Regions from separate parts of the Homo sapiens genome. Here region 1 is linked to region 2. The links are chromatin loops, found by intact Hi-C in ENCODE. Cell type or tissue: K562. All regions are shown on one strand. Each heading gives the region's core, and the rest is flanking DNA. Links, peaks and the distances in the headings are about the cores only. Region 1 overlaps SIL1 (SIL1 nucleotide exchange factor). Region 2 has its middle 66 kb from the start of HSPA9.

The links. A loop is a pair of places that touch in the nucleus more often than their neighbours do. Peaks named below come from ENCODE experiments on the same cell type or tissue, not always from the same donor. Only the 100,000 strongest peaks of a DNase experiment are listed, where the experiment ranks them.
Region 1: a loop joins it to region 2, with 5 times the contacts of the local background. A loop is called at or near these places in 5 of 110 quality-filtered maps.

What each region holds. Positions count from the first base shown.
Region 1 is chr5:139,131,144-139,146,887 of GRCh38, forward strand. The region is part of intron 1 of SIL1 (SIL1 nucleotide exchange factor); the gene reads right to left. Among named protein-coding and RNA genes, the nearest start is that of SIL1, 59 kb to the right of the region's middle. In K562, for the core only: a CTCF peak has its summit at 6,703 (motif pointing left); a DNase peak (open chromatin) is centred at 6,708.
Region 2 is chr5:138,633,701-138,649,444 of GRCh38, forward strand. No RefSeq gene overlaps it. Among named protein-coding and RNA genes, the nearest start is that of HSPA9, 66 kb to the left of the region's middle. RefSeq lists enhancers at 7,548-8,101, 8,102-8,655, 8,225-8,304, 8,315-8,394. In K562, for the core only: CTCF peaks have their summits at 8,308 (motif pointing right) and 9,516; a DNase peak (open chromatin) is centred at 8,321; H3K27me3 peaks cover 4,746 bases.

The DNA.
Region 1 (15,744 bases), core at 3,491-11,490, 500 kb after region 2:
GGATGTGTCAGTATTAGCCCAGACCCTTATAAGAGGTTTTAATATTTATCCCTCAGCCCCAGTATACCTCATTAGGCAGTTTACTCAATTGAGGCTTAAGTGAGTTAATTACAGGGCAGCACCTCTGAAGAATGCGGTGTTTACTTTTTCTCTATCCCACTCCTGCCACATTCCTCCCTGCTTCACCTTAACAAATTGGACCTGTGGCATGATTGCAGTGGGACCCAAAGCGTGCCTGAACCCACTCTCAGAAGTCATTACCCCTCTGCCCTGCCCACATCTTCTCAGGGGTCGGAAGAAACTTTCCCTAAGGACATCTGCAGCCATGAAGGAAAACAGCCCTGCTGGACCGCCACTGTGCAAAAAAGCACAGCCAAATGGAAAAGCAAAGGCTCGGGTACTAAAAATAGCTGCTACACTCACCCAGCAGCAAAAGCCTTAGCTTTCTGCCAGCTCCCCCCCTCTTTTTTTGCCGACAAAATGGAACGGCTGAGTGCCACGAGAGCTTCCCCCAGCAACCTGGCTCCCTGGGGCACCAATCACACTGAAAGACAGGGATTGAGTTCACAGCACCACACCAGGCTCTGGATAGGTGACTGGCCATCCCTGGGTGTGAGCAGGAGAGGGGCCAGGCTGGGTGAGGATGAACAAGGGCAAGGCGTCACCACAACAGGAGGGAGAAGGCTAGGGAGGCCTAGGGAGATGGTTCCTGAGAGGGCACAACCCTAGAGCTGCCTATACTGCTCTATACTTCTGTTAACGCTGCAGCCTTGGCTGTGGGGAGAAAAAGAATAAAGAATAGAAGTGGGGGACTCACAGCATTATCAGGACAACATACAACAAAACAAAGATTAACCCAAAGCCACAGATATCCCTCCCCTTCCATGAGATACTCATGTGTATACACACACACACACAGACACACACATACAGACACACAGTTATGAGCTTCCTTCTTACAGCTAGGGATCAACAACGAAACTGGTGCTGGGGAAAAAGAAGAGGAGGAAGAGCTAAATGAGAAGGAAATAGTCAAGGGCAAAGAAGACAAATGAGCAGAAGGGGGAGGCCCAGAAGGGACTGAGGAAGAAGAGGTCAGGGGCAGCTGATGCACACACAGCAGCTTCCCCCACTCCTTGGAGTGGGAAGAGGAGTGGAGGGTGAGAGAAATGGTAGCTCCCACAGGGCTCCCAGCCATCTCTGTCTCCTGCACACACGCTAACACTGTCAGAAACATTTTCTGCCAATACTAAGGATGAGAGGTGGATTCACAAGTGGATCCTTCATCTTCCCTCAATAATTCCACATGGACTGCACAGCTGACCCAGTTATTGCCTCTATATATTTTTCCACAAAACAGGGAGAGAGAATGAGAGAGAGAAAGAGAGGACAAGAACATGGAGCTGAGGTGGGCAGTGGGAGAGGGATGGGGAGATTGAGAGGACTGAGGAGAGACCTAGGTGAGGCTGGGAGAAAGGTGTGAGATAGTTTCTCAGGCTTCACAGGGGCATCCAGAGAGCAAGAGCAAGTACAAACTACAGCATGCAGGCACGGAAAACAGTGTTCTCCGTCCTTTTAAGGCCTGGCCTGCAGCCACGTCACCTGGTCTTGGTCCTTACTCAAGAAGTGGCAGGCATAGTTTGCCCTGGGCTTTATGCTAAAGCTGAGGGAGAAGGGAAAGGGGGAAAGGGAAGTGGCACACAGCTATGCTTTGCCAGGATGGCCCACCATCACAAGCAGGGACAGAGGCAGCAGCAGTGGCAAAAGCCAGCTGCGGTCCCTGGCATAAGTAAAGCCAAAGTCATGGCATCCCATTGAGGCACAGTTTGGCACACCTGGCCTGATGATAGTGCCATTCCCAAACCACTTGCCACCCATAAACTCTGGGTTCACCTGATCAATGGCCCCTGCATACCCTGCAAAAAAAAAAAAATCCTTCTCATCATCCTTGGCTTTCAATGGAGGACAGACCTACATCTTTACATTTATGGCCCTCTTCTGACATAAAATACCATCACTCTGTCCAGGAAAGGGGAAACTATTTCAGTGTCTCACCGGTAACTCTTTCCTTAAGTATCCTTGGGCTTTGGGACAGAAGAGACAATAAGGTACTTGAGATGCCCATTTTTCTATCAAAAGTGTCCATTTGTAGGCTGTACCTCTGCTTAAATAGAGGTTGGATGCACTCACCAATCTGTATTGCCAGCTTACTGCAGCCCAGAGCAGATGTTTGGGGAGCAGGTGGGAGGAGGCCACTCGGCCCCCACCTCTCTCAGTGCCTCATGTCTTCCACACAATTCAGACAAGACTGGGGGTGGGGATTGGGCCCTGTGTAAACAAGACGTCTCTTCTTAATGTCTTTTCTCCAGAATGGAAAACAAAAGAATGGGATGAGGATGGCAAGAAGCCAATAAAGGGAGAGGGAGCAGTATTGCTGGGTCTCTGGCAGCTTCTGACACACCTGGCAGGACCCATGGGCAGTAGCTGAGTTTCAGGACCAGAGCACAGAAAGAACTGGAAAAGGTTCTAAGTGTCCTGGACAAGCAAAGCCAACTCAGTAGCCTGCCATGGAGCCCTTGGAATTCCATCTTATAAAATGCTCATGTTATTAACCTACACTGTATGTTCATGTATTTGTTTTCCTGAATCTCCTGGGAAAAGTGAAAGGGCAAGAATTCCTACTTCCATTTTATAAGGAAGAAACTGAAGCAAAGAGACAAAAGAAACAAAAACACTGGGTAGTATAACACATGGACTTGAAGTCAGACAGACCTAAGGCCAATTCTTGGCTCTGCCACTTCCTAGCTATGTGATCTTGGACACAACTTCACTAGGCCTCAGTTTCTTCACCTATAAAATAGGTACATTAAGAATTTCTACTTCAAAGGTTGGTAGCGAGGATTAAATAAAGCAATGAATAGGAAGTACTGGGTACAGCACCTAGCATCTAATCATCACTCCATTTTTTTATTAGTTGTTTTGTTTGTTTTCTGAGACAGGGCCTCACTCTGTCACCCAGGCTGGAGTGCAATGACACAATCTCAGCTCACTGCAACCTCTGCTTCCCAAGCTCAAGCAATCCTCCCATCTCAGCCTCCTGAGTAGCTGGGACTACTACCGAGTAGCAGATATGGTGTGCCACCATACCTGGCTTTTTAAAATTTATTATTTTTGTAGAGATGGGGTTTCACCATGTTGCCCAGGCTGGTCTCGAACTCCTGGGCTCAACTGATCCACCCATGTCAGCCTCCCAAAGTGTTGGGATTACAGTCCTGAGCCTCGGTGCCCGGCCCACTCCATCATTGGAATGGAAATGATGACTGCTGCCCTGGACCCGCAGCCCATCAGAGCCAGGCCAGGCAACTACTCTCCAAAGCTCCTGCTCCCTGTTAGATCCACACACTGTCCAGCTGACCCATGCCTCAAATGAGGACCAAAGCCTTTTGTTGGGTAGCTACTCCCAGGAGGTAAAGGAAATAAATGTTAAAGGATGACCCTCCTGGCTGAAAATGGAGAAACCCGAGGCAGTTTTCTGCTGAGCCCCAAGGCAGACCCAGCCCACTCAGTGCTTTTCCTAGCATATTGGCATCCAGAGAGCCAAGCCACCAACATGCAGAACTGCCAGCTGCAGGAACAGCTGTAAGACAATCACCTGCTTTACAAACTGAAGGTTAGAGGATGAGCTCTTCCACAGACACACATTCATTACTATTTATGGGCTGCACAAACTCATATGCACACATACAGTCACTCACCTCTACACAAACAGAAGTGCACTACCTAATTTAAGCAGACAAATATGAAGCTGGAGAAACAACGCAAAGAGGACACTGAAAGGACGCCCCTGACAAGGGAGAACAACGTGCAAAGGCTTAAGAAAAGAAATGGAATTTTAAAGAATAATTTGAAGGACAAGAAAAACAAGTTTGTAATAGTCAGGCAAACAAGCTTTTCCCGCCTGAGACAATACTAAACAGAAAGTCAAGAGGCAGACAGCAATTAAATGGAAAGTCTTTGAACAGCAAAACAAATGTGGCTTCTAACTAGTCCAGCCCCCAGCTGGCAAGGTGGCTGGACTGGAACATCCCTGAGCCAGTGGCCATTTGTACAATGGGGATAATATCTCCCCTATGTTTTGAAGTCATGCCTAGGGCCAAGCAAAGAGGGACTGCTCTCAACAAACCCAAGGCACCCAAGAAAAAAGGTTATTAGAGGAGGCTGTTGGAGGGTAGAGGGTTCACAATGGATCCAAGCCTCTGCCTAACCAGAGAGCTACAAAGAGCTACAGAGAGCTACAAAATCCACCGTGCAGCCTGCAAGGGAGAACAGTGGCAGTACAGATGTTAGCCCTGCCAGAGGGCACAGGGAGCCAAGAAGGGCTCCACAGGCCCAGCTGGGAATAGGCACCTGGAAGGAAGACAACATGGGATGGGATGAAATGGGAAGGGCAGTGAGGAGCATTCCTAGCCCTTTCTCTGTACTCCCAGAGGTGGAACACGACCTACTCCATTCCCACTCCAGTAGAGAAGAATACAGATCTTCAAGAAGGGAGCTAAACAAACTAGCAAAAAAAAAAAAAAAAAACTGCAATCACAGCGACAAAAGTTAGTGCATCCAATGAAAAGAAATCACATGACACAATCGGGCATGGTGGCTCACACCTGTAATCCCAGTACTTTGGGAGGCCAAGGCAGGCAGATCACTTGAGGTCAGGAGCTCGAGACCAGCCTGGCCAACATGGCAAAACCCCATCTCTACTAAAAATACAAAAAAATTAGCCGGGTGTCATGGTGCACGCCTGTAATCCCAGCTACTCGGGAGGCTGAGACAGGAGAATCTCTTGAACCTAGGAAGCAGAGGTTGCAGTGAGCCGAGATCATGCCTCTGCACTCTAGCCTGGGTGACAGAGTGAGGCTCTGTCTCAAAATTAGAAAAAAAAGAAATCACATGACAAGCAGAGTGACTGAATAAAAAGCCTAGCCTGGCCCTCTCCAGATCTCTCCTACTTGGCCACAGCTTGCAAAGAATCTGAATGCTAGAAGTGAGCTTAAGGCTCAATCTTTATTTGGACTGCTAAAGACCCAGAAGACATGGCAGGCACTCAATACCTACATAGAGAACAATTGGAATTCAATGCCATTAGGCGTGGAACTTATCAATGGATCCAGGAAGGCTGTGGCAACCTCATACCTGTTGAAGACGAAGAGGTAGACAGGGCTAAGGCAGGGCAAGAGTTTCAGTGCTATCAACACAGAGGTGATCATCAAAGCAACAGGAGCAGAGCGACTATCTTTCTAGGGAGAAACCTTAGAGAGAAAAGGACAGCGGACCAAGCATAGTCTTCAACTCATGGCTGCACGTTAGGAAAAGGGAGCAAGCAAGGAAACCAGAGGAGCAGCCACATGATTAGTGCAGACCTACACAGGTCAAAAGAGTGGAGAATCCTGAGAAAATCCAGTTGTAGGCAACAATGTCAGGAGATCAGTCACTGGATTTGGCAATGAGGCAGTCAGAGGGCCCTTCAAAAGAGTGTCCACAGATGAAGACATAGAGGCACAAGGGTAGGCCACTCCAAAAGGCTCAATGGGTCCACTAAATTTTGAAGATTTGAGGCCACATTTCTAAATGTGATTTTTCAACATTTCACTAAAGTCTTAATGAGAAAAGAGAAAAAAAAATTCCTCCATGGGTGCAACAGAGGGATTCTTCAATACCATACATAAGTTCCTATGATTGATGAAGAGCTACCCCACAACACACATGACCTCAGGACAATGATGGGCATCAGTCACTCCAGCAGAAGGAGGGGGCAGGGAGGTAAAATTTCTAAGAAGAAACTCCCATCAGACACAATTCTACCTTCTCTGGGCTCTCAGCCATGCCTCAGACTGCCCGGAGGCTTTAGTCCTTCCACTTTGTGGAAATGTAATAATAACTCCGCCATGGCGGAGACAGAGAAATACCCTAGTGCCACCCCTTCCCCCAGCATTCAAATATACTATCTGGGCATCCCAGAGGAAAATTAATTCTGTCAAATAATAATTATAGTCAACATTTATAGAGAACTTTCCATGTTGCAAGCAAAGTATTAGTTCATTTACTCTTCACGACAACCCTCTGAGGTGGTTCCAATATGCTGCTCATTTTACCCATGAGGGGACCAAAATTCAGAGAGGTTAAGTAACGTGCCAGAGTTCATGCAGCCACAGAGCAGTAGAGTCAGAATTCAAAGCCAGTTTGGCCCCAAAGCCATGCTCTTTCCATAGCCGTGCTGTCTCTCGAGGGGTCTGTGAAATCAGCCACAGAAACTGGACTCATCATTTTATTTGTTCTGCAACAGTATAAATAAAAAGGCACATTTTGTGTCAGGACAGAAATTTTTTTTTTAATTTTATTATTATTATACTTTAAGTTTTAGGGTACATGTGCACAATGTGCAGGTTTGTTACATATGTATGCATGTGCAATGTTGGTGTGCTGCACCCATTAACTCGTCATTTAGCATTAGGTATATCTCCTAATGCTATCCCTCCCCCCTCCCCCAACCCCACAACAGTCCCCGGTGTGTGATGTTCCCCTTCCTGTGTCCATGTGTTCTCATTGTTCAATTCCCACCTCTGAATGGGTGCTGGGAAAACTGGCTAGCCATATGTAGAAAGGACAGAAATTTTTAAATGAGCCTACTGGGGCCCTCTTGTGGAAAGACCCACCTCTACCATGTTCTAGTTTCTGCACCACACACAAACACACACCACACACACGCGCACACACACACATACCACACACAGGCACCTTGATTACTAAATGCCCTTGGCACAGACCAGCCAAGGCATAGGCACAGGCATTCAGGAAGAAGAAATCCCTTGACTCAGATTGCAGCCAGGCTTCCTTTGTGACTTGATCCCTTAAACTCCTATCACTCAAGCTTCCTAGCTATACACGAAGCAAAAGCATCCCTGCTCCCCTTCATGGAGCCCAGTGCCAGGCACACACACACATATACACACACACACACACACAAACCACAACCACACACACCACGTATATACACACACCCAACTGTCTGGCAAGAACTTGACACCTCGCCCCTCCATGCAGAAAATACACAAGACAGAAGTATTTCTACATGGCAGACAAAGACGGAGTCTTCTTTGGTGAATGGGGCTTGCCTAAGCATACCAGCAGTTGACCAGATGAATCAGAGGAATACTCAGGTCCTAGTCTGTACTTTCCAGTAGGTCCTAGACTGTAAGCTCCTAGCAAGATACAGACAAGGGGACCTACTCCTTATACCTGATCCTTGACCCTGCCTGAGGTACCGGGAGTGATCAGCCCATGTCTGATAACAACCAAGGTTACAAGAAGCTCCATTCCCTTCCAACCCACTACAGTGTAATAGGAAGAATGCAGGCTCTGGATTTTGAGCCAAGTCTCCCCTACTAGCTGTGTGACTTTGGGCCAGATGCTTAACCTCTACAAGTTTCAACCCCTTCATCTATAAGAGGACTTGATAGTAACTATTTAGTATGACTGTCTATATTAAATGAGATGACATAGAGCATATAGCACAGTGCCTGACACAAAATGAGGGCTCATAAAGCTTATAGCTCTCACTACTATTATTAGAGAAAATTCTGAGCAAAGAATAGGATAAGCAAAAGCAGCGAGGGCTTCACCCCCATACAGAACTGTCTTCTGTTCTGACAACCAAGCCCCTCTTTGGAGACTAGCTTCCCTGAGCCACAAGTCAGCCCACACACCTGGACTATACTCTGGGTGGTTACAGACACATTTCCATTGAAACCTTTAAGCGATGCTGGCTGGCTCTGCATCAGTGCCAGCTGACTGACATCAAACACTTCAGAGTCCCGCTTCCTGATGACTCAGGCCTGTCTCCAAATTCCTGCTGCCACTCTCCTACCTCTAAGGGGGAGTCAGGGAGAGTAGGAACAGCCGGGGCAAATGCAGCTGACCTAGACTGCTGGGACCACTGTAGACAGATGCAGCTAGCATCCAGGGACTAAGGGTCCCAGGGCTTTTCTTCCCTCCCCTTTTAAAATAGTAACTGGATCTCCTGACAGTATGTGCGATGGGCTTTCTCTATAGCCTGCTCCCAAAGAACACCAGGGACTTTCACACCACAGTCATCCAGATACCACGGTCAGGGTTCGAGGGGAGGAGAGATCAGAATTCATCTTTCCTTTCCCCTGATGTCTCTAAGCTTCCAGAAAACATCAGGGCCTCTTAAAGGGGCTAAAATAGGGAAGAAGGTATGATTTCCAGTCCATAGTTCTAAAGGAACTATCTGCTAACTGGTAAGTACAATTTGTTTGCCATTTCTATTGCAAGCATTCAGCACTCACACTCTAAAAGCAAATACCACACAAAGATAATTTCAGCATTAATGTCAGTTCCTTGAGCACACTGGGCACCATACTATGGAACAGAATATACAAAAGATATTGTCACTTGCCTCAGGTGGATGATGTCCTGTTCACATTCAGTGGATAATGTGGCCTTCCACATCTTAGTCTCAGACAGCATAATTATTAAAAAGAAAAGGACAGGCGCAGTGGCTCACACCTGTAATCCTAGCATTTTGGGAGGCTGAGGCAGGTGGATCACATGAGGTCAGGAGTTCAAGACCAGCCTGGCCAACATGGTGAAACCTCATCTCTACTAAAAAATACAAAAACTAGTTGGGGCCGGGCATGGTGGCTTACACCTGTAATCCCAAAACTTTGGGAGGCTGAGGCAGGTGGATCACCCGAGGTCAGGAGTTCAAGACCAGCCTGGCCAACATGGTGAAACCTCATCTCTACTAAAAAATACAAAAATTAGTTGAGGCTGGGTGCAGTGGCTCATGCCTGTAATCCCAGAACTTTGGGAGGCCGAGGCAGGTGGATCACTTGAGGCAGAAGTTCAAGACTAGCCTGGCCAACACGGTGAAACCCCGTCTCTACTAAAAATACAAAAATTAGCCAGGTGTGGTGATGGGTGCCTGTAATCCCAGCTACTCGGGAGCCTGAGGCAAGAGAATTGCTTGAGCCTGGGAGGCGGAGGTTGCAGTGAGCCGAGATCGAGCCACTGCCCTCCAGCCTGGGCGACAGAGCAAGACTCTGTCTCAAAAAAAAAAAAAAGACACTAATTACAACTTTGTAATAATGAGCTAGGCAATAATTAGGGTACTCCTTAAACTAATTGGGGAGCCCCAAGAAAATAGCATTTACTTACAGAAACACTTAGCAACAATACGAGGATGGGTCACCAAGCACAGGACTTGCTACTACCATGTTGGTATCAACTATGTCTTCCAGGTAAGTCAGCAACTGCAACATTTTATTTTTAACATGCCTGAGAGCCCAAGACTATTTATAATACCAGATCCTTAAAAACTTGAAAGGGAGATGAATTTTAAAATGTACACATTTACATATGTGGGCAGAAACACAAAAATCAGATGCCTCTCAACACAGCTCAGGGAGCCATAACTCACGGCTTTCACAATCCCACCGAATGCCCAGAGAAAATCCGGGCACCTTCTACAAGGGATGGTAGGAAGCTGGGTAGGTAGCCAAGAAACAAAGAAACCTAAACTCAGTACTTGGCAGGACAATTAAGGAGCAGAGGATTTTAAATGCATTGTTTCTGACTCTAAATATGGCTACATTTATTACCAATTTGGGATCAGAAACCACATTTAGTTCTGTCATGACCACATGCTAAAAATATTAAGCAGAGTATTGCCTAGGAAACAGCAGTTCTCCCTGCTGCGGCAGCTCCACTTCAGAGCCATCTCTGCCATGGTCACAGGGTTTCCATCCTGTGCTTTGCTGAGAGCACAGTTACAAGCAGAACTGACACTGTCCTGCCAAGACGTCCCCCCGCATTTTAGAAGGCAGCAATAGGAACCAGAGCTAGGGACTGCACAAACTCCTCATCCTCTCCAGGGCTGTTTTAGGTGTCAGTGAAGCTCTATTTCATAGGCCTATAACTAGAATCCATCTGACTGGGAGCTCCACAGCGGGAGGGACAATTGTCTGTGTAACATACCACTGTCTCCTCATTGCCCAGCACTTTTCCTGGCACTCAAAAAATAGCCATTGATTTAATAAAATCAATAATCTAAAAAGAACCATTTGGAAGAGTACAATGGAAAATAACACTGCCATTAAAATAGGTAAAAATATGGACTGTGGTAATACATAAAAACAGGTGCTGGCCAGGCACAATGGTTCACACCTGTAATCCCAGCACTTTGGGAGGCCTAGGTAGGAGGATGACTTGAAGCTAGGAGTTCAAGATCAGCCTGGGCAGCAAAGTAAGACTCTGTCTCTACAAAAAAAAAAAAAAAATTTTTTTTTCATTAGCAGGGCATGGTGATGCAACTATGGTCTCAACTACTCAGGAGGCTGAGGTGGGAGGATGGCTTGAGCCCAGGAGTTCAGGGCTGCAGTGAGCTATGATCACACCACTGCACTCCAGGTTGGGCAATAGCGAGACCCCTATCTTTAAAAGCAGATGCATAAAAAATTGTTGAGTGGAAGTGAAAGCAGCAGAACCTAATGGCATACATATGTAAATTACTACTTTGGAAAGAAGTGTGTGTGGCCACCTCTATGATCACATGTGAACTTAGAATTATGGAAAACTGTGCTCAATGGAATCTTTCACCCTGAAATGTTAAATATCTGAGAAAACACTTTAAAATACATTATTTTCAGCACAGAACCTACTCCCTTATCAGCTGACTTGTTCTGATCTCCTGAATGGCTCAGAGGCCTTGTTCTTGTTCAGCAAACCCAAGATCAGACCATACACTCATCAGCCAAAGGAAACAGAGAACACATGGAAAAAGCCGCAGTCTTAAAGTCCAACTTAGCAACTTGACCCTGTAAGGGCAGTTTCCAGGCTGCATAATCAGAATGGCTGGCTGCCCAGACAGGCGGCCAAGATGGAAGTGTCAAAACAAAAAAGTATGGAAAAGTTCACCTGGCCCAACTTCAAAGCCAAAGCTCCAAAAAGGTAGGAGTTTAACAGGCACTTACTGGCCAGCAAGGTGCCTGTTAAGAAGGGTAGCAGTACACTAATCCTTCTCAAACTCTTCACAAAAACCAAAGAGAAGGGAAACACTTCCTAATTCATTCTATGAAGTCAGCATTACCCTGAAACCAAAGCAAGACAAAGACACTATAAGAAGACTCCAGACCAATATCTCTTATAATATACATGCAAAAAATCCTGAACAAAATACTAGCAAGCCAAAATTCAGCAGCATATTAAGAGAATTATACAACATGATCAAGTGGTGTTTTATCCCAGGAATACAAGAGTGGCTCAACATATGAAATGCAATCAATGTAATACACCACATTAATAGAATGAAGGAAAAAAACCACATGATCATTTCAATGGATACTGAAAAAGCAACTGACAAAATCCAATATCCTTTCATAATAAAAAATACCCAATAAACCCGGAATAGAAAAGAACATCCTCAACATAATAAAAGGCATATATGAAAAACCCACAGCTAGCATCATATTTAATGGTGAAAGACTGAAAGCTTTTCCCCAAAGACCAAGAACACGACAAAGATACCCACTTTCACCACCTCTTTTACTTATTTATTTATTTTTTTTTGAGATAGAGTCTCGCTCTGTTGCCCAGGCTGGAGTGCAGTGGCGCGATCTCGGTTCACTGCAAGCTCTGCCTTCCGGGTTCACGCCATTCTCCTGCATCAGCCTCCTGAGTAGCTGGGACTACAGGTGCCCGCCACCACGCCTGGCTAATTTTTTTTGTATTTTTAGTAGACAGGGTTTCACTGTGTTAGCCAGGATGGTCTCAATCTCCTGACCTCGTGATCCGCCCACCTTGGCCTTCCAAAGTGCTGGGATTACAAGCGTGAGCCACCGCGCCCGGCCACCCACTTTCACCACTTCTATTCAACATAATACTATAAGTTCTAGCCAGAGCAATTAGGCAAGAAAAGAATAAAAGGCATCCATATTGGAAAGGAAGATGTAAAACTATTCTATGTGCAGATGATATATACATATATATGTGTATATACACATATAAATGTATATACATATATGTATATATACATATATAAACACATATATACACACATATGTATATACACATGTGTATATACATATATACACACACACACACACACACACACACACACACACACACATATATATATATATATATATATGGTTTTTTGTTTTGTTTTGTTAAGATGGAGTTTCGCTCTTGTTGCCCAGGTTAGAGTAGCGGGGCGTAATCTAGGCTCACTGCAACCTCTGCCTCCTGGGTTCAAGCGATTCTCATGCCTCAGCCTCCCAAGTAGCTGGGATTACAGGCATGTACCACCACACATGGCTAAGTTTTTGTATTTTTAGTAGAGATGGGGTTTCACCTTGTTGGCCAGGCTGGTCTCGAACTCCTGACCTCAGGCAATCCGCCCACCTTAGCCTCCCAAAGCTCTGGGATTACGGGCATAAGCCACCACGCCCAGCCAATGATATGATCTTATGCATAGAAAACCTTCACAAATAAAACCTGTTAGAGCTAATAAATTCAGTAAAGTTGCAGGACATAAAACCAACACACAAAAATCAGTTGTATTTCTATATCCCAGAGATGAACGATCCAAAAAGGAAACTAAGAAAGCAATTCCATTTAAAACAGTATCAAAAAGAACACTTAGGAATAAATTTTGCCAATGAAGCAAAAGACTTTACACTGAAAACTACAAAACGCTGCTGAAGAAATAAAAGAAGATCTCCATTTCAATTTTTCTGTACAACACATAAATAAATAAAAAGTCATTTTAGGTTCATGATTCAAAGATATGATATTGCTAAAATGATAGTATTACCCAAAGCAATACGCAGATGCAACGCAATCCCTTTCAAAATTCCAGTGGATTTTTTGCAGAAATGGAAAAACCCATCCTAAAATTCACATGGAGTTTCAAGGGACCCTGAATATCCAAAACAATCTTGAAGCAGGAGAACAAAACTGCTGGGCACAGTGATTCATGCCTGTAATCCCAGCTACTTGGGAGGCTGAGGCAGGAGGATTGCTTGAGGCTAGGAACTCAAGGCTGCAGTGGGCTATGACAGTGCCATTGCACTTTAGTCTGAGTGACAGAGCAAGATCCCATCTCTTAAAAAAACAAAAACAAAAAACAGCAAAGTTGAGGGGAAAAAAAGAACAAAGCTGGAGAATTCCACAAGTCCAATTTCAAAACTTACCATAAGGCTAGAGTAATCAAAAGTGTGGTAATGATGTAAGGATAAACATATAGACCAATGGAATAGAATTGTGAGACCAGAATTAAACCCTCACATCTCTATAGTCAACTGATTTTTACAAAAGTGTTATTGAGTAAAAAGGGATTTTTAAAGGACGAAATTTAAAAGGCTAAAACTGGCAGGGTGCGGTGGCTCACACCTGTAATCCCAGCACTTTGGGAGGCTGAGGCAGGCAGATCACCTGATGTCAGGAGTTCGAAACCAGCCTGGCCAACATGGCAAAACCCCGTCTCTACTAAAAATACAAAAATTAGCCGGGCGTGGTGGCGGGCACCTTTAGTCCCAGCTACTCGGGAGGCTGAAGCACAAGAATCACTTGAACCCGGGAGGTGGAGGTTGCAGTGAGCTGAGACTGAGCCACTGCACTCCAGCATGGGCAACAAAGCAAGCCTCCCATCTAAAAAAAAAAAGTTAAAACTATACAGTTCTTAGAAGAAAACATGGGCAAAACCTTCATGACCTTGGATTCGGCAATGATTTCTTAAATATTACACTAAAATCACAGGTGGTAAAAGAAAAATAAATTGAACTTCATTAAAATATTTTTAAAATTTTTGTGCAAAGGACGCGATCAAGAGAATGAAAAGACAAGGGAATGAAACAAAATATTTGCAAATCACACATCTGATAAGGGTTTAATATCCAGAATACAGAAACAACTCCTACAACAGAAAGACAAACAACCTAATTTTAAAATGGGCAATAATCTTGAATAGACATCTCTCCATTGTACAAATGGCCTGGAGGCACATGAAAAGATGCTCAGTATCATTAGTCATCATTAGAGAAATGCCAATCAAAGCCACTTCACACCTACTAGGTATGGTTATAATTATTGAAGAAAAGGAAAATAACAAGTGTTGGTGAAGATGTGAAGAAACTGGAACCCTCATACATCACTGGTGGGAGTATAAAATGTTGCAGCTGCTATGGAAAAGTTTGGTGGTTCTTCAAAAAGCTAAACATAAAATTACCATATGACCCAGCAATTCTTTGCTTAAGTAGATACCCAAAAGATGTGAAAACAGTGACTCAAACAGATGCTTGCATGTGAATGTTCACAGCAGCATTATTCACTATATCCAAAAGATGAAAATGACTCAAACAGCCATCACAGATAAGTGGATTTTTATAAAATGTGGGTGTGGGTGTGGGGGCGTGTGTGTGTGTGTGTGTGTGTGTGTGTGTGTGTGTGTGTGTGTGTGTGTGTATTTCCAATGGAATATTATTCAGCCTCAAAAAGGAATGAAGTTCTGATACATGCTACAATATGAATGAAACCTTAAAACACTATTCTAAGTGAAATAAGCCAGACACATAAAGGACAAATATTGCTGGGTGTGGTGGCCCACTAAAGTGGGAGGATAGCTTGAGCCCAGGGGTTTGAGGCCAGCCTGGGCAACACAGAGAGACCTCTATCTCTTAAAAAATAAATAAAAAAAAAAATAAAGAGGCATCATAATGACAAATTTTATGCTTTGTGTGTGTGTATATATAAGTATGTGAGTGTGTGTGTGTATGTATATGTATATGAGATTGTGTTGTGTGTTTTGGTAGAGATGGGGTCTCACTATATTGCCCAGGGCAGTCTCAAACTTCTGGGGTCAAGTGATTGCCCCACCTTGGCCTCCCAAAGTGCTGCGATTACAGCCATGAGCTGCTGTGCCCAGCCTTCTGCTGTATATATTTTATCATACTAAAAAATTAAAAAACAATGTAAGATTGCCCATGAGTTAGAAATTGTTAAAACCGGACATTGGGTACATGAATACATTATATTGCTCTCTTCTAAAAATTTAAGAAGGCCAGGAATGGTGGCTCACACCTATAATCCCAACACTTTAGGAGGCCAAGGTGAGACAATCACTTGAGCCCAGGAGTTCAAGATCAGCCTGGGCAACAAAGTGAGACCCTGTCTCTACAAAAAATTTAAAAACTCAGCCAGGCATGGAAGCACATGCCTGTGGTCCCAGGTATTCAGGAGGCTGAGGTGGGAGAATCATTTGAGCCCTGGAGGTGGAGGCTGCAGTTAGTCATGATGGCACCACTGTACTCTAGCCTGGGTGACAGGGTGAGACTCTGTTTCAAAAAATGTTTAATAAAATAAAAATAATAAAAATAAACTTAAGAAAGAAAAAAATATCTTTTCTGTAGTTTTTTGGTAGATATTCTTTGTCAAGGTAAAGAAATCCCCTTCTTTGCCTAAACTGCTAAGAGGTTTTATCATGAATGTGTGTTAAATTTTATCAAGTGTGTTTTCTACCTCTAAGATGATCATATAGTTTTACCTTTAACCTATTAATGTGGCTAATTTTATGTATAGATTTTCTAATATGAAACCACCCGTGAATTCTTGGGTAAGCTCAATTTGGTCAGATAATCACTTTTATTTTCTGTTGGATTTTATTTGCCATAT
Region 2 (15,744 bases), core at 4,294-12,293:
CACCATCCCCATCCCCCTTACCATCCTTTGTTTTTCTCTGAGGCAATTAACATCACCTGAAATATTATATGTTTACTTACATTATATGTGTTTTTCCCACTAGAACATATGATCTAGGGTCCACATACAGCAGGTGTGCTCTACATGCTTGTGGAGTGAATGAACAGATGAAGACAGCAGTGCATGGGAACAAAGGCAGCAGAAGGCTGCTTCTTCCTTAGTCATTTCAGGAGGACCCATGTCTTGATTCCTGTTGTGGGTCCAATTTGGAAACAGACTCCTTAGTTTCTTGCTTCTAGGAGCTCCCTTGAGTTCAATTTATGAAATATTCATTAGACATCTAGTGCGTTTGTTACCTAGTATGGCAGATGTAGAAGGAAAATAAGCTATAGAGCACTATTGGCCCTTGGGAAACATATGGATTGGTTAGGAGCCTAGATTTTGTCCTTTTCTTTCTTTGCAAGTGTGACCATTCAGGTGTTGTGTAAAAGGCCAGGGAAAGAGTGGCTTCACTCTTTATGGAGGCACGATAAACTGGTATGGCCTGGGTAGGAAAGAGGGGAGGAGGCCGGGCGCAGTGGCTCACGTCTGTAATCCCAGCACTTTGGGAGGCCAAGGTGGGTGGATCACCTGAGGTTGGGAGTTCGAGATCAGCCTGACCAACATGGAGAAACCCCATCTCTACTAAAAATACAAAGTTAGCTGGGTGTGGTGGCGCATGCCTGTAATCCCTGCTACTCAGGAGGCTGAGGTAGGAGAATCGTTTGAACCAAAGAGGTGGAGGTTGCGGTGAGCTGAGACCGTGCCATTGCACTCCAGCCTGGGCGAGGGCAAAACTCCGTCTCAAAAAAAAAAAAAAAAAAAAAAAAAGGAAAGGGGGTGGGGTCTGAAGAGAGGCTGCCCCATTACAGGTTATAGTGTTTTTTTTCTCCCTCTTATTCCCTATGGAATAGGGCTTCGTTCCTTGCTGGTCTGCTTAAGAAACAGTTTGAGGCCGGGCACGGTGGCTCAGGCCTGTAATCCCAGCACTCTGGGAGGCCAAGGTGGGTGTTCACCTGAGGTCAGACATGGTGAAACCCTGAATCTACTAAAAATACAAAAATTAGCCAGGTGTGGTAGCAAGTGCCTGTAATACCAGCTACTTGGGAGGCTGAGGCAGGAGAATTGCTTGAACCAGGGAGGCAGAGGTCTCAGTGAGCCGAGATTGCGCCACTGTACTGCAGCCTGGGTGACAGAGCAAGACTCTGTCTCAAAAAAAGAAAGAAAGAGAGAGAGAAGGGAAAGAAAGAAAGAAGGAAAGAAAGAAAGAAAGAGAAAGAAAAAGAAAGGAAGGAAGGAAGAAAGGAAGGAGGGAGGGAGAGACAGAAAAAAGAAGAAAGAAAGAAAGAAAAGAAAGAAAGAAAAAAGAAACAGTTTGAACCAGTTCTCATTTGATGGAGGAGGGGGAAAGATAGACGGGGGTGGGGGTTGGGGTTGGGGGCTTGCGGGGGTGGGAAGGGGCCTGGCCAGAGGGCTGCAGAGGGCTGGTGGAAGAGAAGGAAAGGAGGGCTAGGCTTTAGGGGGCCCCAGCTGGAGGGAAAGGTAGCTGAGAAAAGCTGAGGCTGAGTAGGAGATAAATGACCTGAAAAGATTGCTCCATTATCCTTCCTTGCTCTGGGCAAAATGCAAAAGGTCATGCTTGGTTATTTTCCCCCCAACTCCCTCCTCACAGGGCCACTTAGACACTGCTCTGACATTTACAGCCGCAGAGGATCAGAGGCCTCTTCTGAGGCCTGGCTCGAGATTTCCACATTGGGAAAGTTCCAGTTTCTTTTTTTCTTTGGATGAGGCTGCTTGCTGCATCCCTCATAATTCTTCCTTCTCTTGACATTCCCCTTCAGTCCGAGAGGGAGAGCCAAGAGCAGTGGTTCTCAAACTTGAAAGTGGATAAGAACCACTAGAAGGCTTGTTAAAACAAGTTTGGGCTGGGTGCAGTGGCTCACACCTGTAATCCCAACACTTTGGGAAGCTGAGGTGGGTAGATCACTTGAACCTAGGAGTTCGAGACCAGCCTGGGCAACATGGCAAAACCCCATCTCTACTAAAAATACCAAAAGATTACCCACACTTGGTGGCGTGTGCCTATGGTTACAGCTGCTCTGGAGGCTGAGGTGGGAGGATCACCTGAGCCCAGAAGGTCGAGGCTGCAGTGAGCTGTGTTCATGCCATTGCACTTTGGCCTGGGCAACAGAGTGAGACTGTCTCAAAAACAAACAAACAAAAAAACAAGTTTGCCTGATGCCACACCCAGAGCTGATTCAGTAGGTCTGGGGTAGGCCTGAGAGCTTACATTTCTAGCAAGTTCCCAGCTGATGCGGATGCCAATACTGCTGGTCCCAACCACGTTGGGAGAATCACTGACCTAAAGCAACTTGTTTGGGTCAAAAGATGTCCCTCATGATCTTCAGTCCTTTTCTCCAGCTCCCCAACCAAGGGGAAGTAGGCTTGAGTTATCACAAGAGTCATCCAAATTCAATGTCAAGGACTTCTTGACCATCAGGTTTATAGGACAAGGCAGTCCACAAAATCCCCCTCCCTCTAAATCTTTGAGAATCTCTTCCATTCTCATACACCTGGGTGAGTGAAGATCTGTTCTCCCCTGCCACAAACCCCACTGCCTGGACAGGGAATTCCCGGGACTTGAGAATGGCAGCAAGTGTGGCAGGTGGAAGATGGGAGGACAACAGATGCCGAGTAAGCAGAGGGAACCCCTCCCCTCCTACATGCTATTTCTTTGAGATTAAAATATTTGTTTCTTCCTGGGCTCTGGTCAAGCCCATATCTGGGAAAGCATTTATGCTTAATGTCCTCAACCCATTAGCAACCCGGCATGGGGCTCTACTAATCAGGGTCCTTAATGGCAGCACCGTGAAGAGTGAGGCTGTAAGTGACTGCACCTGCTTCCCAGCCTCAGCTGGAGAGGAAGTGTCTAGACAAGACCAGAGACTAGGTAGGCTCAGCGGTGGCCTGAGAATGATTCATGCCGGCTTAGGAGGCTGATCTGACCTAATGATAACCTGTCCTCCCACCTCCAGTTTGGTAGGGGTGCAGAGGAGGCTCCCTGGTTACCTTGGCTGAAGTAGCAAGACCCCCCAGTCCTACTCAGCCTCCTCTTCTCTCCTCAAATTACAGAACATTGGCCTCCTTTAGAGCATGTTCTTCTCCCAGCATCCAGCATTTATTGAGCACCTCTATGTGCAAAGGACTCCTTCCCGCACCAACTGCTTTTCATTTCAAAATCCACAAGCTCGTACTTGAGTCTGTCACCAAATAGGGGGTGAGGGCCTTTGACCTGGAATCTAGGGGATACCTAGGGATCCTCTAGTGCTCAGACTGTGTGGGCTGCACCTTCTGCAGCCACTCTTGATGAGTTGGGTTCTTTGGCTTTGATCTACAGAGGGAGTATTTGGAGAGCCCTTATTTAAGAGTAACCAGATATTCTAAGGATCAAGGCCAGTCTCGAAGTATTTGCCTCTTGCTTCTCTTGACATGATGTGTTTGGTCCTTGCTGCAGACTAAGTGTCCCCAACTAAATGTGTATGTTAAAACCCCACCCCTCAATGTGATGATATTAGGAGGTGGGGACTTTCGGAGGTAATTAGGATTAGATGAGGTCATTGGGGCCCTCATGAATGAGATTAGTGCCCTCATTCATGAACGGGGCTAGGCATGGTGGCTCATACCTGTAATACCAGCATTTCAGGAGCCCAGCGCAGGAGGATTGCTTGAGGCCAGGCGTTGGAGGCTGCAGTGAGCTATTTGTGCTACTACACTCAGCCAGGGTGACAGAGCAAGACCTGGTCTCTAAAACCAGAGTCCTGAGAGAGCTTGCTGCTTCTTGCTTGCCTCCTCTCTCTGTGCTCAGCCAGCTGAGGATACAATTAGAAGCTGGCCATCTGAAGGAAGAAGAAGGCCCCACCCAGAAGTTGATTCCGATCTTGGATTTCCAGTCTCCAGAACTGTGAGAAATTAATTTCTGGTCAGGTACAGTGGCTCACGCCTGTAATCCCAACACTTTGGGAGGCCAAGGCAGGCAGATCACTTGAGGCTAGGAGTTCAAGACCAGCATGGCCAACATGGTGAAACCCTGTCTCTATTAAAAATACAAAAATTAGCTGGGCATGGTGGTGCACACCTGTAATCCCAGCTACTTGGGAGGCTGAGGCAAGAGAATTGCTTGAACCTGGAAGGCAGAGGTTGCAGTGAGCCAAGATGGCGCCACTGCACTCCAGCTTGGGCCACAGAGTGAGACTCTCTCTCAAAAAAAAAAAAAAAGAAAAAGAAAAAGAAAAAAAAATCTGTTGTTTATAAGCCACTCCATTTACAGTATTTTGTTATAGAAGCCTGAACTGACTAAGGCAGTTCCACTAGACAACTCAAACCACTGCAGCTCTCCCAGATTCTGGAAAGGAAAGATATCCCACTCCACCCCCACTCAATGAAACACTTGAGACAGGAGGTGAGTTTCTGCTTCAGAAGGACATGGAGTCATGCTTTAAAAAGGACTATAGAAAAAACAAACAGGCTGGGTGCAGTGGCTCATGCCTGTAACCCTAACACTTTGGGAGGCCAAGAAAGGCCGATCACTTGAGCCCAGGAGTTTCAGACCAGCCTGGCTAATGTGCTGAAACCCCGTCTCTACTAAAAATACAAAAATTAGCCAGGCGTGGGTGTGCGTGCCTACAATCCCAGCTATTCAGGAGGCTAAGGCAGGAGAATTGCTTGAACCTAGAAGGTGGAGGTTGCAGTGAGCTGAGATTACACCACTGCACTCCAGGCTGGGCAGCAGAGCGAGACTCCATTTCAAAAAAAAGAAAAAACAAACAGATTGGGTGCAGTGCCTCATACTCTTGATCCCAGCACTTTGGGAGGCCGAGGTGGGCAGATTGCTTGTGCTCAGGAGTTTGAGATCAGCCTGGGCAACATGGCAAAAACCCATCTCTACAAAAAACACAAAAAAATTAGCCAGGTGTGGTGGTGCACACCTGTGGTCCCAGCTACTTGGGAAGCTGAAGCATGAGGCTCACTTGAGCCCAGGAGGCGGAGGTTGCAAACAACATAAGAGAAACAACATAAGAGAAACCATCAAGTGCCAGTGACTGGTTCTTGTTCATTCTCCCCTCGTTTATGGGAACTTCAGAGCCTGGAAGAGGTAGAGCACCTCTAAGGGGGACACCACACAAAGCCACCACACTAAGCCACCACTGTCATCAGAGCCACAGGGCTGGACAGTGCTGACTTTTCTCCTACTCGGAGGGGAAAGCCTATATGGACACCTGTATTCCAGGCCACCAACAAGCCCGATGGTTGTCCAAGAGCTCAGGGCCTCCTCTCTCCTGCCTTTTCTATTCTGGTTCCTCAGCCTCAGGTCTGAGCCATGGGAAACCCTCTCCAATCTGCTGCAACAGAACATCACAAACTGCTCCTGTTGTGGTCTGGGCTGCCAGTTCCCTAGCCTGCTGTTGCTACTGGAAGAAGACTATGACATCAGTAATCTCTCCCCATGCCAGTCCCTTTGTAGGTGGAAGGTGCCCATTTGAAAAGAATCACATCTAAAGCAGACAATTCAAAGCAATAGGGACAATGAAGGAAGCAAGAAGTGCCAACTGGGTGAAGCCGTGTTTCAGCCAGGCCCCATTATGCCTACACTTTTCTCAAGGCCCAGCCTCCCCACATGGCCGGTTCAGGCCCATCTGCCCAGCTCTCTTCCCCTTGCCTGCTCCTGGGCCCTGTCAAAATGCCAGCTCTTCCCTTCTCTGTCCCCTCTGCCTTCCAGGCTCCACCTGGCCCATCCCCAAGATGTCCAAACCTCCCAGCTGGAGGCTGGATTAGCAGCAGGCAGGGTAAGCCCGGCTGGGGCTAGAACAGTAGGTCTGAGCTGATGAACCTGTGTTCCAGAGCCAAGGGTAGATGGGAACACTAAGCAATTGAAATGTCACCTGCTTCCTGCTCCCCCCTCCCTACCAGGACATGATCTCCCTAAAGGCAGACTTTGGAGATGGAAGACCTGTGCTTGACTCGGATCTGTCCCTTTCTAGCAGCTAGCTTTGTACAAGTTAGACCCTCTAAGTCTCCACTTCCTCCTTTGTAAAATGAGGGCAGTAATTGGGGTAATTTGAGAAGGAATGGTAAATTGGTAGCTGAGGTACAGCTCTTAGCTTTTAGTTATCCTTCTCATGCCCTGCCCTTTCTGTCACCCTGGGCACTGGTCATGCAGGAGATGCTCTCTTGGCTGCTAGGGGGGTTGGGATGCCCCAGGAGGCAGCCCGCACCTTGCCAAGGAGCAGCCGGAGCCCTGAAACCTCCAGGAAGGGGTGGAAAAGCCTCTATCTGTGCTGTCTTTCCACAGAACCAAGGGAGAGGGTGGCCAAGAACTTAGGTGAGAAGAGGCACTGTGGGTGGCGGGGTGGGGTGGGGGCTCATTTCCATAGTTTTGTCCCAGAAGAATGTGCTGGGTATTTTTCCTGCTTTGCCCTGGCCAGGTTTGAAGGAGGAATCCCTGCTGGAGATTGATGTCACAGGCTTGCCTTCCCCTCCCCAGCTTCATCCTTGTGATTTAAAGAAATTATTTGGACATAGAAGTTAATGGAAGTAGGTTGCTAGTGTGTGGGCGAATCCATCACTGTCTCCCAGCATTCCAAGAGTGGATCTGTCTTTCAGGGTGAGATATCCTAGAGCGACTTTCCAAGGTCTGAGAAATAGAGTCTACCTTGGGAGGACAGGGCCGGGGGCATTGTGGACAGGGATTTTAGAAAGCTGGGGTGACTGCACGCTACTTCTAGGGCCTGGCTGGAGGACTTTCTTTACTTATGGGGGAAGGGAGGGAGACGGTATTGGCACGGATGGGGATGCTGCTTCTCTACCTCCGTCCCCAGCTGTCTTCTGCCCCAGGAAGTGGATAGGAAATAGACGGACACATCCCCGCAGTCCACTGCTCAGGATGAGGAGGGCTGATTTTGCAGCTGTCAGTGGCAGTGATGAAAGAGGTGGAGGTGAGGGGAGGAGGGGGTGCTGTTTGATGGAGCAGTGCTGTCGGGGGAAGAGGACTAGCTCCCCTTCCTTCCATTCCCCCATTCTCTCAGCTCAGCACTTCCTGGAGGTAGCATTCTGGGAGGGAGCTGCTTTGAAAGCACAAAGAACTAGTGCTGGAAGGCTGAGGGGTGGGGAGGTGTGAGGAGGAGAAGATAAGTATTCAGGAGGGGGCAGACTGCCCCTCAAGCCCCACACACAGCCAGGCCTTCTCCACAGCCTAAGTATGTGATGTGTGTGTGTATGTGTGTGTGTCCACGCCTACATGTAGTGCGAGCATGGACTTGCAGCTATGAAGTGTTGACAGGGAGAGTGACTAGGGACAATGCAGAAGCTGTTCTCCACCGGGCAGATGGCTCCTCTCAGGTACTTGCTCGGGTCTTCCTCTCTCCACTCCTTCAGTTCTCTCTCCACTCCTTCTCCTTGTTTTGTCTTTCTCCTCCTCAGTTTCTCAGCATCCCCTTTGCTTTCCCCCTCCCTCTCTTCTAGCTGTCATTCAGATGCAGCAAGATGGATTTAAATCAGACTGAAGATCCAATGTGGACTCTATATGGCAAATAAATAAATTAATTAATTTAAAAAAATCAGACTAACGAATAAACTGGGAAAGGGCAGCTGCAGATGGTCCAGGAGAGAGAATCCTGTAGGTTATGGAATGTTAGAACTAAACACCAGAGGAGTCTGCGGGTCTCTTCTGCACCTGTACACAGGAAGCTGGAGGTCCTTTGGGAAACATGTCTCATTGGCTCTGGGGGCAGTTGCTGGGGAGAAGCAGCATCTCCCCTCTTGTGCTTCCCATGGCTGGCTGATCCCCCGACAACACACTCATAGCCCTGAGATAATTGACTGTCTCAGCCCTTTCTTTCTTAGGCTCAGAGGAAGAGCCTGGTCTTTCTACACAGACCATGACTTTTCTCATGAAGCTGGGGACATCTGCAGGCTGGATGGCCTCCAGAGCTCTAGGCATGTGCCCAGAGGCCAGGCTGCCAGGCCCAGGTATGACAGCCTAGGCGTCCTCTCAGGTCGACTGCGCTTTAGACATTCTCCTCCTTGGTCCCTGATCCCCCTTGAGGAAGTCCAGCTCTGATTCAGGCTGTGGCAGTATCGGGGGGCAGCCTAAAGTGAGGACCCTTCTGGTAGGGCCTGCTCCTGCAGCGGCTGTCTTTGGGCATTGTGATTAGAATCTACTTTAATCATTCTTTCTCCCCGCCCCCCACACTGGTTTCAGCCAAACCAGACAGAAGGGGGCGCTCCTGAGTCATCCGAGAAGAGGATTCTGGGCTGATGCCTTAGCCCTGGCTCAGGGAACATCGGAAATTTTGTCTGTTCATCCATCAATCTGAAGGTGACTGGTGCGGTCACCTCGTTCTCTTTCTTCCTTTGCTTTCTTTCTTAAGAGATAGCGTCGGCCTTTCTTAAGAGATAGGGGGTGGTGGCTCACGCCTGTAATCTCAGCACTTTGGGAGGCCAAGGCGGGTGGATCACTGGAGGTCAGGATTTCCAGACCAGCCTGGCCAACGTGGCGAAACCCCGTCTCTACTAAAAGTACAAAATTAGCCAGGCATGATGGCAGGCACCTATAATCCCAGCTACTTGGGATGCTGAGGCTGGATAATCGCTTGAACCTGGCGGGCGGAGGGTGCAGTGAGCTGAGATCACGCCACTTCACTCCAGCCTGGGCGAAAGAGTGAAACTCCATCCCCCCACACCATAAAAAAAAAAGGGATAGTGTCTCACTATGTCATCCAAGCTTGCAGTGGCACGATTATGGCTCACTGCAGCCTCAAACTCCTGGGCTCAAGCCATCCTCTCACCTTAGCCTCCCTAATAACTAGGATTACAAATACGCACCATTACACCTGGTTAATTTTTACATTTTTATTTGTAGAGGTGGGGTCTATGTTGCTTAAGTGGTCTCGAGCTCCTGGTCTTGAGCAATCCTCCTGCCTCAGCCTCCCAAAGTGCTGGGATTACAGGCGTAAGTCACGGCACCCAGCCCCACTCACCTGCAGACTGACAGATGGACAATTTTTTTCTAGCAGGACCAGACAGAGACTTGGAGGAAACACTTTTATGACTTGTCCAGAGACTCCCTGGGCTGGAAGGAATCTGGCCTCTGCCTCTGGGAGATCAGCAAGTGGGGCAAGTCTTTGTCTGGGGCCACGGCCAAGGCTGGCTGGGTCCTAGGCTGGGGACAGTGTAACCCCTGACCATTTGCCAGCCCCCAGTAGCTCACCCTGGTCTGACTGTCTTGGCAGAGCTGAATGTCCCAATTTTCTTCAGAACTTTTTCCCAGGTTAATCTGTGTTGCTATTGCCCATGACCTGCTCACCACCTTCTTCATCATGAAAAAAAAAATGGCTTTCTCTCTTTCTCCCAGATCTCACAGTCCTCTGTGACTCTTCCTGGCCCCATCAGATGGGGATGGGCTGAGCCTAGAGTACTGAGCTGGTCGGCAGGGTGCAGCACATTCCTTACCTGGAGCTGACACTGTTAGGACTTTCTTCCCAGTTGTCTTCTTCGGGCTTCCTCCTCCCCACCCTGTCACCCCAAAGCCTCCCACACTTGGGAGTTTCTCCTTCCAGTAACAGGGCCTGCATGAGCACTGGCTTAGGGGGATGGGGTGGGGGGTACGATGCCTGTATCAGGTTACACAGCCCCAAAAGAAAAGGCTGGCTTTTTGGCTTCTAGCACCTCCAAATTCTCTCTGTCCAAAGGATGAGGAGCAGTCCTGGGTGTGGTGGCTGGTGTGGAGGATGGGACCTCTGGGCTGCCAACAAAGGCATTGCCAGCAGAGCTGAGGGCACAGGCCAAGTCTGGAGTCTGTGGACTTGTACTTGGGACATGCCCAAGTCATCCCTATGTCTACACCCTTCCATCTGACCAAGTCATCTGTTCCCCCAGAGCAAACTTGCCAACCCAAGACCACATGTGGCCCAGGACAGCTTTGAATGCAGCCCGATGCAAATTCATAAATTTTCTTAAAACATGATTTTTTTGCGATTTTTTTTTTTCTCACAGCTATCAGTGTTAGTGGGTTTTTTTGTTTTTTGGGGCGGGGTGGGGATGAAGTCTTGTTCTATTGCTCAGGCTAGAGTGCAGTGGCATGATCTTGGCTCACTGCAACCTCCCCGCCTCCCAGTTCAAGTGATCCTCGTCTCTCAACCTCCCGAGTAGCTGGGATTACAGGCTCGTGCCACCATGTCGGCTAATTTTTGTATTTTTGTAGAGACAGGGTTTCGCCATGTTGGCCAGGCTGGCCTTGAACATCTGACCTCAGGTGATCCACCTGCCTCAGCCTCCCAAAATGTTGGGATTACAGGCATGAGCCACTGCTCCTGGCCCATGTTAGTGTATTTTATGTGTGGCCCAACACAGTTCTTCTTCCAATGTAGCCCAGGGAAACCAAAAGATTAGACACCCCTGCCCTAGAGCCTGGCTCTGTAGAAACTCTCAGGACTTCAGGGGTCTACCTCATCCCACAGGGCCACAGGGTTGCCTTGGGGGTGGTGTGGGGTTGCCCTACCCTTTTAAAATGCCCTAAGGGTCCTGACAGCTACGGGTGGATACCCAGCCTCAGCTCCAGCCCAGCCCTACTGAGGCATTAACTCTGGAGCTCTCTAGGGCAGTAGGGGGTAGGGAAGAGGCCTTCTCTGATTGAAAATCTGAAGAGAAGAAAATTGCGTGGGCCTGTAGCCTTTTCTTTGCGTCTCTCAGCTCTTTCACCAAGGACGTTTTCCCTGAGGTTTCCTCTAAATTCTCCCAGCTGCAGATCACGGCACACACTGCAGACCCCTGAGACACCCACCTGTGAAACCAGTGTGGGAATGGACCAGTGAGGTGCACATCTGTGGGAAGGGCCAAGGATGAGGAAACTGTATCTGTTCAAAGCCCATCGCAAATCAGCTTCTTCATCCCTCTCAAAGGTCAAAAGCATGACAGGGCCCAGAGGAGTGTTGGTATTTTCAGAGGAGAAGGCAGTGAGGATTTGGGAGCAGTCCACCCTCCTCAGCCACATCTCAGATCTCCTTGCTGAAATAAGGCCTCAGCTGGACCAACAGAAGACAGGGAACTTAGGCACCTGGAAGAGGTGCAGACCTTATCCATCCTCCTGTGTGTCCCCCCACCCCAAGCCTGATACCAGGCCCTCTGTATAGGGGCAAAACTTTTTCCATTCTAAACGAACATTTACTCCTTTTCTCCAGGACACTGGGCATTAGCTGGACATCGGCCTGTTCAGGGGACCTCAGGCTTGAGACAGAAATGAGGAAGCACAGAGATCAAAGCCTCCTTCCCAGACAGGAGTGACTTTGAAGTTCACTGGCATTGCAATTAGGAATGACTTCCGCAGAGGGCAGGGATGGAGGAAAAAAAAAAGGAAAAAGGAATGGCTTCCCTGACTACAGCTCCAGAAACCTCGTTTTCATAGCCCCTACTACTTAGGGAACTGGGAGTTTGGGCCAGTTTGGTGGTGGCTCCCCAGTAGGTAATCTGAAGGCCTGGGGTGGGGGTAAGGAGGGGAGTATAGGGATCACTCCTATTAATTGACACTTCCCATGGCTAAGGTGCTGTTCAAGGCATTTTACGTGTTTTGTCTCATGAAATCTGCAAACTACTCATTGAATTAGGTCTAATCATGATTTCTATCTTACAGACAAGTAAACAGAGGCACACGCAATGATAATAAAAATCAGAATAGTAATAATAATGATAACATTTTAACAGCTTTTTAAAAAAATTTTTTAATTAAAAAGAGATGAGGTCTCACTATGTTGCCCAGGCTGATCTCAAACTCCAGGCCTCAAGCGATCCTCCCACCTTGGCCTCCCAATATGCTGGGATTATAGGTCTGAGCCACCATGCCCAGCCTTTAACAGCTTTTTTTTTCTTTTTTATTTAATTTATTATTATTTTTTAAATCAGGCAGGCTCCCAAGCCAGAGTAGGCTCAGAGAGACTCCCAAACCGCTTTAAAAAAAAAAAAAAATTGACACAGTGCCAGTCTTGGTGCAAGCACATGATGTATATGGTACTATTAAATCCTAAGAATTCATCATATTATCCCGATTTTCAGCTAAAGAAACAATCTGAGCAAGAAGTGACTTCACCAAGGTCATGGAGTCTTAGAAAATGACCAAGCCAGGAGCCAAACACTCTTCTCTCCAATTCCAACCAATCAGCAGCCTGTGCTGCTGATTCCTTGGCAAGATTGCCTCCCAAGGGGACCATGGTAGAGCAAGCAGTGGTGATGGAGGAGGGTCCCGTTGGCCTTTGAAAGCAGGAGAACCCTTGCCCGTGGGCTGGGCCAGGAGCTGCAGCATCTGGCATGCTGGGAAATTGTGGAGGAGCCCTCCTTTGCCCCCACTCCATCCCCACCTGACAGGGAAGGAAGCTTTGATGCTGTTTTCTCGCCCACAGGGGACTGGGGTTTGTAAAACAAACTCACAGCCTGCAGGAAAACAGATCCTGGAACAGCCCAAACAGAAAGGCAGGGGCTGCTTGCTGTGGCCCAAAGCCCCTGCCTCCCTGCTCAGTCTCAGATGTGTGCCTCCACCTTGGCATTCTGTCTGGGCTTCCTGTCAGTCCCCGCTCTCTCTCCATCCTCACTGTGAATCTTGCAGGGCTACAGTTGCCTTGGTAACATGATGGGAAGCTCTTGAGGTTTTCTGGAACCAGAGAAGGCTGTGGAGGGAGGACTCAGGCTCTGTTGGGCTGCTTGTCACAAAGGGAAGAAACCACTCCAGTGCTCCTGCCCCTGCCAGTCCTTCCTTGGGTCTGACCTCAACCTCTTCTGTTGCATCTGCAGGAGCTTTGTTTGGGTGGCCTATAGGGCTGGGCCTGAGAGGAGGGAGCTGTCACATACTGCTCTGTCCTTGGAGTTGACTGCCACTGTCACCAGAGCTAAATTCCTACTTGCTACCATGACCTGGCCCTGTAGCCCTAATTGGTTTTATGAAGTTCAATGCCTGTTTTTTATGAGACAGATAATTATGATGCGGGGAGGTCAGGTCCTCCTCTGCTGGACCTGGCGGGGTCTCCAGAATTGCTGATTCTCCAATCGGCTCCAGGCAGACTGATGGGATCAGGGTGAGCCGAGTGCAGCCAGGCTGTGGAAGGAGAGCGAGTCTCCACTTTCCAGTCTCTGACGGGATCAGGGAGGAAAACGTGCACCGCCTGCCCCGTGAAGAAGCCCATGCCTGTGAAGTGGGCACCTGTGATGCCGTCCCTCGTGGGTATGAGGGATAACAGGCAGTGGGGTGGGAGGGGCAGCTCTCTCAGGCTAGAGGAATCCAACATGGGGCTGCCTGCGGCTCCGCGAAGAAATCCTCAATCTTTGACACTACGGGCACCCCGTGAAGATGTTTTTTTCCTCCATCTCTCCTTCTAGTCTTCTTCCTTTCCTTTCTCCCACAGTCTCAGTTCGAAATATGGCCTATTTCTTCCCTATGTCTATGTCAGTTTCCGTAACTGGTATCTCTCCCTGCCCCCCAATCCGCCCCCACCCTCCCCAGGTGAGAGTTGACTTGCTGTGCCCTGGAGGGCAGTTCTAGGAGGGTGGAGATGGAGGGGAGGGCAGGGCAAGCTGTTCTGCTGACACTGGATGGCTCCCCTCCGATCCTCCTGGTCAGGAAGACCGCGGCAGGTAGAGGCTTCCATGCTTCGCTCCAGGCTGGGAGCAGCTGTCCACAATTGTGCCTCCCAGATGGGGTGAGAGGTTGGCCCCATCCCTAGAACAGGCCACACAGCTGTGTGCCCTGTGTGTTTGACCCACTCATGGCAGACACAGAACTGCACTTTCAGACTAAGCCAGTTGTTGGGTGTGGCTGTGGGACAGGATGACCTCAGGAAGACCCTTACACATTCCACAGATTACCAAGTTCCCAGCTTCCCTTGCTTTCTGACTCAGTGGCCAATTCCTCAGGAGTTGCCTTCTCTTTAGAGTAAGGCCAATCTTGCAGGAAAGAAGGGAGGAGTGAGACTGGGGCCCAGGTAAGAAGGGCCTGGGGTCCCTGACTGCAGAGGCCAGCTCCTCTCTATCCCTCCTCCATTTAATTAGCTAATGTCTGTAAAGGGCTGGGCAATGGAAAAGCCCTATACAAATGTTGAGCACAATTTCATTTCCAAGACTAGACAAGAATATATTTGCAGACTTGAGCAAAAGGTCACTGGGCCTGCCTGGGACAGAGGGAGGACTCCCTGCAGGCCCCAGAGGGAGGATGACCCTGAAAGACTGGGGCAGGAGAAGGAGAGGCCACAGTGGGGGCCGGCATGCCTGCCTCCTTGGTCTTTAAGCTGGGTCTCTTGGTACCATGCCTGCCTTGCACTGTCCCCGTTCCTTGTGAATCCCAGGGTCCTAGAAGCTTACCCCTCTCTGCAGGGACCACCCTCAGAGACTTTCCACCAGAAGATTATGCTAATATCCACAACAGCTGATGTTTATTGAGTATTCACTGCATGCCAGGCTGTGCTAGAGGCCAGAGTGCTCCGGCTTGGGGAGACGTGGCTGCCTCTCTGCAGCAGGTGAAGGAGCTTTTCCAGTGAGGGAGCCCCTGCATGCTGCAGACTCTGCCTGAAATCTCTCCGAAACCTTTGGGAGATTGGTATCACTTATCTTCTCTGACCAATGAGAACAGTTCCTGGTTTTGTGATCTCCCAAGTCCCTGGTGTGGATGTTCTGTGAGCTTCTGAATTCTCCTCTCCTTTCCCCACTGACAACTCACCTGGCCCTACACTCATTATGAAAGAATATTGAGGCCAATTAGCCTTGACAAGCTTCATGCCCAAGGGGCAGCTTTCAAGTTTCTGGTCCTCTAAGACCTGCTCAGGCCACCTATGTGTCTCTGCCCACTCAGAATTCTAGGAGCAGCTCCCCTCTCCATCTCTGGGCAGGACCTGGCTTTGAGTAAGGGCTAGAGTGAAGGAGACTGGGAGAGGGGAATAGCCAGCTTTAGCCTCACAGCCCCGTAGTCAAGGGGAGTCCTCTGGGAGGGCGAGAAGAATAGCAAAGCAGGGAATGGAAGGTTCAGGAAGAGGCAGGCGGGACAGGGAAGGGAAATGGAGAATGTGTTTCCAACATCCCCTGGGTTTCCTCTGTCCCTGTCTCCTTCCCCCACTGAAAGAGGAATGGAGCTGGCTGGCCTTTCTGGGAGGCATAGTCCTCTAGCCTCCCAACCCTACCAGCCTCCTCTCTGTCCCCAACTGCTCCTTCTCTGGCTTCTCTCCAGAGCCCAGGGCCTCCCTGTGTCATCAGTTCATTATCATTCTGATAAAAGTCATTAGTCCTTGAAAAAGCATGATTCCCCAGCTGAGGCCAGCCCCCGCTAACCTGGGGAGGAATACAGATGGATGGAGATGTGGGGGTGGGGACAGACAGAGGCACAAACACAATGACACTTGTTTCCAGGAGGTGTGTAAATGGACACAAACCCACTGGTGCACACGGCCACACACCTTTACACACAGGCCCAGGGATGTCTCACATGGTCACCAGAGAGCCCACAGGGCTACATCACTGGAGGCACACTCAGCTGCTTCCAGTCCCAGAGAATCACTCGACACTGAGACCCAGCACCCAGCAGCCTCAGCCTCCTGGAAACACAGAAGCTGGGCTCCGCAGACTCTGGGGGCGGGGGCAGGGAGTGGAATATGGAGGCCAAGGTTAGAGATCTCCGAGTTC